2 separate regions of the Homo sapiens genome follow, and region 1 is linked to region 2. The links are chromatin contacts, found by Hi-C or POLR2A ChIA-PET in ENCODE. All regions are on one chromosome and are shown on one strand. The core of a region is the stretch at or near the end of the contact, and the rest is flanking DNA. Distances in the headings are between cores, read along the strand shown. Region 1 overlaps LIFR-AS1 (LIFR antisense RNA 1). Region 2 overlaps LIFR-AS1 (LIFR antisense RNA 1).

Region 1 (3,703 bases), core at 549-3,048, 59 kb before region 2:
GAAAGTTTATAAGTGGTTTGTTTTCTTTGCTATAGCCAGTGTTGATTTAGGTCCCTTTAGCCACTGAAACAATTGGAAGCACTTTCAAGGAAGGCAAAGTCTGTTGACGACTGATAACATTGTAAAATCCAGATAGTCCGAATCAGGATTTCTTTGGGGGGCTCAGATCAGTTAGAAAATCTTAGCAGTGCCATGATTTGAATAATTATCTTTACTTCTTTTTTTGTGTATGGCTGTTGTGGAGGAAGCTTGCCCTTGACATCAGTAGGAAAAGCATCTCCTGAACATTGTCAGAGTCATTGGTGACTCTGAGTTTGATGCTGACTTGGACAACTAGGTAAGAAAACGTGCCTGCAGTGCTCTGTATCTGAGCTGTAAAGATCTACCTTATGAACCTATGTCTAACATCTAGTTTTTCACCAATTTTTCATGCTGACCAGAAGCAAACATTCGTGGTTCTTTTGTTTAGGAGAGATACCTGGAATTTCTAGGGTTTGTTTCATAAATATCTGAACTAAATAAATACCTTTGAAAGCCACGAGAATTATAGGCATCTTTTCCTTCCATCTGGTATGTTTGTATGGGTGGTATGGTTGTTTTTTTTTTTTTTTCCTGGATTTTTCCACCCTTTGCCTCCCTATAATTTGTGGGCCTTGAGAAAAGTCACGGTTTGCCCTGTAAATGTAGAGGGGAGCTTGTTAAATTGGGGTCATTCCATTTTTTTCTTGTCACCTAGGTTCTTGTCTGCAGTGCTCCAGGGAGTGGGACCACAAGGAATAAAGAGCTTCAACACAGAGAGATGGATTTCCAGCCTCAAAAGCTGGAAAGATGGCAGTGTTTCTGAGATTAAATGGCTCCTGGAAAGTAAACCTCACTGGGGACAGGAGCAGAATGTGGAGGCTGCCCACCCGCCTGTCATCTGATCCAGTGGCAGCTCAGAGGGAATAAAACCATCAGGTCTCCTAAAGACACTTAGGAGGATAGGAGGCCCTTGAATAACTCCACCCATCCATCCACTGGGACTGCAGAAAAGGCAATTAACTCTCATACACACCTGGGAAGCCAGGCATTTTCCCCCACTTTAAAATGAGTAAGGGACTTTCTCCAAGGTCACTCAGTCAGGTTAGGTCAATTCTGGAAATAGATCTGAGGCAGTACCATACACATACCCCACCCCCACCCCCTGCTCCACCCCTCCCCGACCTGGCTTCTAATTTGCAGGTCAATTCTTTCCTTTTTGCTGTGATCACTGATTTCCTCCTCTCCTCTTTTTTAAATTTAATTTTTCATATTTTCCTCCAGCTTTATTAAGATATAATTGACAAACTGTATATATGGTGTACGATGTGATGTTTTAATATATGTATACATTGCAAAGTATTAAATCAAGCTAATTAACACATCTAACACCTCGCATACTTATCCTCTCCCCTTTTCCTTTTCTTTATTTAAAAATATCTGACAAATAAAGATTGTCTATCCCCCTTTTAAAATGTGACTAGTAGTTTAACAAAGCCTTTAAATTTTTTTAATTATGCAAAAATTCAAATATATACAAAAGTAGAAATGAAGTGGCATCTTGTCTGGGGTAAATGACCGAGGTTCGTCATCTCACGCCAAAGAAATCGAGGGCTCCAAAACACAAGAAGTGAGTTTAAGGGCAGAGGCTTAATAGGCAAGAGGAAAGAGAAAAGAACTCTCTCTCTGGCAGGAGGAGAGAGAGAGAGAGGGACTCCTGGGCGGGTGTTCCGGTTTCATAGTGAAATGCCCGGGATTTTATAGACGAGCTTGAGGAGGCGGTGTCTGATTTACATAGGGCCCAAACATTGGTTGGACCAGGTGTATCATTTACATAGCACATGAGGAAGCTGGCCACCCCACCCTGATCTTTTATTATGCAGACAGGTTCTCTACGCTGCCTGCGCCATGTTGCCTGTTCCTTTACTGTAGTCGTGGTTGACAAGGAAAACGGAAGAAGGAACCTCCATGTTGAACATGTCTGGCCCCCAGGTAGTCTTTTCCTATTGGCACAGCTGCCGGCATTCACCCGTGCAAGCTTCTAGCTTGCTTACCTATGCCTGCAGCTCGATTTTACAGGCTGCTCTTTGTTAGAAAAGAAATGATTTGGGGGCTGCTTTTTGTTAAAAGGGAAACCTTACTGAAGACTCTCTTACCCTAACTGCCTAAATAATTTATTTTTAGCTCCTGTTTTAGCCCAGACCTCAGTCATATCTGGCCTCATACTTCTTGGTAGACATACCTAAGCATTGTAGATATTTTCATGTGTAATCATATGCCATTTCCCACTCACAAAAATCGTTAATATTATCTCCCACACACTTGTATCTAAATGCCCCTAAAAAAAAAGTCAGCTTGCCATTGATTTGATTGAACAAGAATCCCATCAGGCTCCTTTCATTACATTTGCGTGTAATATATCTTCTGTCTGTTTTTTTTCCCCCCCTCTGTCGCCCACACTGGGTTGCCCAGATTGGAGTGCAGTGGCACGATCTGGGCTCATGGCAACCTCTGCTTCTCGGGTTCAAGCGATTCTCCTGCCTCAGCCTCCCTAGTAGCTGGGACTACAGGCGCATGCCACCATGCCCGCTAAATTTTTATTTTTAGTAGAGACAGGGTTTTACTATGTTGGCCAGGCTAGTCTCGAACTCCTGACCTCAGATGATCTGCCTGCCTCGGCTTCCCAAAGTGCTGGGATTACAGGAGTGAGCCACTGTTCCTGGCCTCTTCTGTCTGTTTCTATTCTTTTCCTTCCCTGTCAAGTATTTCTTTAAGAAACCAGATCAATTGGGCCGGGCGCGATGGCTTATGCCTGTAATCCCAGCACTTTGGGAGGCCGAGGCAGGTGGATCATGAGGTCAGGAGATTGAGACCATCCTGGTTAACACGGTGAAACCCCGTCTCTACTAAAAATACAAAAAAATTAGCCGGGCGTGGTGGCGGGCACCTGGGAGGCTGAGGCAAGAGAATGGCGTGAACCCGGGAGGCAGAGCTTGCAACTCCAGCCTGGGCAACAGAACAAGACTCCGTCTCAAAAAAAAAAAAAAAAAACCCGATCAATAGTCCTAGTGCTCATTTATTTTTCCACTGTTACCCACTGTTATTATATGTGTATTATTTGAGGATGAAGAGTTGGAAAATCTCTTCCACCAAAATCCTAGCAATAAATAGAAAGCATTAAGTATTAAGAAATAAGCTATTCTTAATATGTAGATGAGGCATAGGTGATGATGATACATGTAAAAATAAAAGAATGTCTTTAGATTTTAAAATAGATTAGTAAAAAGGGTTATAATATAAACCACTTGTTTTGGTTTAAGTGTAGCACTTTTCTAGAGATACAAAGTAAAGTACCTGGACAATAACTCATTTTTGAGGCACTAAATTGAAACCGAAAAAGAATGTACACTCGTAAAATTGTCTGGACTGACCCTGGGAAAAACAGTCAATTAGTTGCCTTTTTTTCTCTCCTGGTCAATTCCCCACACCCTGTTATCTATTAATAATTTATTTTTAATTCCTGAATTTTAAAAACAGCTTCTTTATTAAGCTGTTGATTGACATACAGTAAAATTGACATACAGTAAAATGCATAAAGTTAAGGTATACAATTTGATAGGTTTTGACATTTGAATATACTTATGAAGTGATCACCACAATTAATATAATGAACATATGATTCAAC
Region 2 (3,580 bases), core at 507-3,006:
CATTTTTTTCCAAAAATGCTTCCAGAACCCCTGGACCCTGGGGCAGCCCCTTCTCTGTTTTCCCACATCACCCTTTGTCTGGGCGCATCTCTACCTTTGCTTCTTGCACATACGTTGTAAGGATCTGCTTAAGGGTCTTTCCCTGACCTTGGGTTTGGAAGGGACAGAGTTAAACCAGATTAAACAGGTTTCTGCTGAAAGACTTCTCTGAGCTCACAGGTAATGTGAATATGCAGTTTTTCCAAAATTTATTTGACCACAGATTCTCATTTCAAGAATACCTTTTAAAATAACTCATAGTGTGACTGGTGGAAGGTATCTCAGTTACCAGCGGCAAATCCGTACAGGTCTACAGCAACCTCAATTCTTGCCTCTTCAGAAGAAAGAATTCAACTGAGGGGCATAAGGCAAGAAAAGAGACCAAGGCAAGTTTCAAAGTAGAAGTGGAAGTTTATTAAAAATGCTTTAGAAGAGGAAAGAAAGGAAAGAACACGTGGAAGAGATCCAGTGGGTGCCTTGGAGAACAAGTGCAGTGTTTAACCTTGACCCTGGGACTTTATAGGCTGCCATCTTGTACCCTTTTCCCTTAGGGTGATTCTTTCCTTCGGGTGGGCGGCCCGCGTGCACAGTGCCTGCCTTACCCTTGGGAATTAAGCGTGCGCAGTATGTTTAGGAAGTTGTAAGCATGCACGTCTGAGGCTCTCTTCCCTTCTCCAGTGGTGTGCCCCTGGAAGGTCATACTCCATTTTGTCTTTTAATGCGTATTCCCAGGAAGTTGTTTTTCCCAGGTGTCTGCATGCAATTAACACTGTAATGTTAACAGCTGTGGATCAGCAGGAGCTTGTCTCTTCCTGAGAGAGTCAGTGTGATAATTGTCGAACCATCATCTGACATTCCTAGTGGGTGGGGGAAGAAGATCCTTTTCCTGCTCCACTCTTGCCTGTCTAACTACCTGTAACAATAAGACTAGCAATCCAAGGAATACAGTTTTAGAAGCATTGTGCTAGCTGCAGAGGGGAGTGAAATCATGAGATAAGGCCCCTGTCCTTGAAGAACTCAGAATTTAGACGGCAAGATAAAAACCTAAACAAGGAATTAGAATTTAGCCCGCTAATGCTGGAAAACAGGTATATACAATGGATGTAAAAGAAGAAGAGATGGAGAAAAAAAAAAGAAAAGAGAAGGCCTCAAAGAGAAGATGATGGAGGGACTGGGGCTTGAACGACTTAATCCACCAGAATAAAGGGAAGGGGCATTCCAGGTAGTGAGCACACATGTGCAAGGGTGTGGAATTGTGAAACAGCATGGTCAATTATGGAGACTAACACTATTTGTACCAAAGGTATGAAGTACTACTAGGAAAATGTCTGTAAATAAGCCTACATAGAGAAAGAGGAGTATATGTCAAGAATTGTGTCTAGATTTTATCTGGTAGGAGACAATGAGAAGTCACTGAACTATGGAGTAACATCATCAGCTTCCTACTCTAAAGAAAATTGTATAATGGCATTGGAGGACTGATTGGGAGGTTGTGAAACTGGACACAAGTGACTGGTTGATAAACGACTGGAATATCCAGGTGAAAAATGATAAAGAGCCGCCAAGAAATTGGCAATGGAGAAGGAAAAGTGTGAATAAATTGACAGATGATTAAGAGGCAAATTGACTCACACACGGAGAAAGGTTGATGAGTCAAGGATGATGCGGTGGTTTCTAGCTTGGATGGACATTGGTGTTATTATCCAGCAGTGAGAACACAGGAGACAGAACAGAGTCAGCTTGGGGAGAAGAGAATAGCTTCAGTTGGGGGTATATTGATTTTTAGGTTCTTATTTAATTTATAGGTAGACTTACAGGTCTGGAGTTTAGGCTAGAGATACATATTTGGGAGTTGCCAGCCTAAAAATAGTATCTCAAGCCATGGGAGTGGATGAGATCACCCAGCAAAGTGAAAAAGGAAACGCAAAGATGTGAGCCAAGTGCAGAACCCTGGAGAACAAAAGTCAAGTGAGCTTGGAGGAAGGAGCCAGGAGGTCCCAGTGGAAGGATCTGGCAAGGCCTCATGGAAATGTGGTCTGGAAATCAGTACAGATGTACTGTTCGTGACCCTATAAGTAGTACACAAATCCAGGTAAGAGCTATGCCATGGCGGGAACTCAGGGTCCAGGAGAGAAATCCTGAACTGACAGCAGACCCACCTGCACCTGGCATCTCTTTCTCTTCCCATCTTTGCTCCAGTCCTTCAAGTTTGTGTCCTGGCTGACTGTCCCTTGTTGTAGTCAGCTCAGGCTGCTATAACCAGACACCACAGACTGGGTGGCTTAAGCAACAGACATTTTATTTCTCACAGTTCTAGAGGCTGGGAAGGCCAAGATCAAGGTGTCAGCAGATAAGGTGTCTAGAGAGGGCTTATTTTCTGGTTCATAGACAGCAGTATTCTCCCTGTGTCCTCACGTGGCAGAAAGAGGAAGCAAGCTCTCTCAGGACTCTCTTTAAGGACACTAATCCCATGCATGAAGGCTCCATCTTGTAACCTCGTCTAATCCTAAATACCTTCCAAAGACCCCACTTTCTACTACCATTACATTAGAGGGGAGCGAAATCATGAGATAGACATATGTTTCAACATACGAATTTTGAGCAGAACACAAATATTCAGTCCATAACACCCCTCTAAGGTCAGTGTTACCCCTGTGTGTCCTGTTCTACCTTTGTCCTTGTGTAGTTTACCAGACTAATGTTTGCTTCCAGTATCAACCCAGGGCTGCTGGCCACATTGTTAAAAGGTGGACCAGCATTCAGCTTCCTCCCGCAGTTCCAGAGAATCAGGCCCAAAATGATCAGGAAAGACATCAGGGCTTGAGTCATCATCCTAGAAGCCACAGCTGAGACCATGGATGAGACTGTCAAGGTAGAACCTGAAAAAATAGAGGAGAGGGACAAGGAGAAATTTGAACAATAATCTTCTTTTAGGGGACCAAGAGAGGAAAAGGAGCCAGGAAGGGAGGCTGAAAGTAATATTCAGCAAAGAAGTCTGAGAAAGAACCAAGAGAACACAGTGATATGAAAGACAGGGATGGCAACTGTTCAGTGAATGAGAGGAACTAGTAGTGCTGATTGCTACAGAGATTGCGGAAGGTGACTTGAGAACAGGCCAGTAGATTTGGCAATGCAGAAGTTATAGGCAACTTGCCAAAGAGACATTTCAGTCCTGTGATGCTGGCAGAACCCAAATAGTTAAAACTAAAGGAAGTAAAGACAAAAGGAAAGCTGTGGTGACAAAGAGTCAAACTCTGTAGAGTATTTGAAGAGATTTATTCTGAGCCAAATATGAGTGACCAATGGCCCAAGATACAGCCCTCAGAAGATCCTGAGAATATGTGTCCAAGGTGCTTGGGGTACAGCTTGGTTTCATACATTTTAGGGAAGCATGAAACATCAATCAAACACATGTAAGATGTACACTGGTTCAGTCTGGAAAGGTGGGACAACTGGAAGCAGGGGGTTTCCAGGTCATAGGTAGATTAGAAGATTTTCTGATTGGCAATTGGTTGAAAGAGTTAAGTTATTGTCTAAAGAC

Evidence for each region. Hi-C counts contacts between places; a loop is a spot of excess contacts on that map. ChIA-PET counts read pairs that join two places held with the same protein, here RNA polymerase II (POLR2A). Pooled maps may share reads with other maps.
Region 1: a loop to region 2 is called in a map of heart right ventricle, with 2.5 times the contacts of the local background. The contact joins two enhancer-like sites. A Hi-C loop is called at or near these places in 17 of 168 maps with a recorded cell type or tissue (Caco-2, Calu3, PC-9 and 10 more) and 7 of 50 pooled maps. POLR2A ChIA-PET finds 5 or more read pairs at or near these places in 7 of 52 experiments (A549, BJ, Caco-2 and 4 more).

Annotation. Positions count from the first base shown.
Region 1 is chr5:38,658,611-38,662,313 of GRCh38, reverse strand. All of the region lies in intron 8 of LIFR-AS1 (LIFR antisense RNA 1), which reads right to left. Among named protein-coding and RNA genes, the nearest start is that of LINC01265, 60 kb to the left of the region's middle. RefSeq lists an enhancer at 1,713-2,007. Within about 2 kb of position 1,798, at least 9 of the 41 ENCODE cell types and tissues checked have a DNase peak (open chromatin) inside an H3K27ac peak, as active enhancers do; they include gastrocnemius medialis, heart right ventricle and psoas muscle, where a contact is called at or near this core.
Region 2 is chr5:38,600,092-38,603,671 of GRCh38, reverse strand. The region is part of intron 2 of LIFR-AS1 (LIFR antisense RNA 1); the gene reads right to left. It also overlaps a transcript of LIFR not described here. Among named protein-coding and RNA genes, the nearest start is that of MIR3650, 44 kb to the right of the region's middle. Within about 2 kb of position 1,756, at least 7 of the 41 ENCODE cell types and tissues checked have a DNase peak (open chromatin) inside an H3K27ac peak, as active enhancers do; they include gastrocnemius medialis, heart right ventricle and psoas muscle, where a contact is called at or near this core.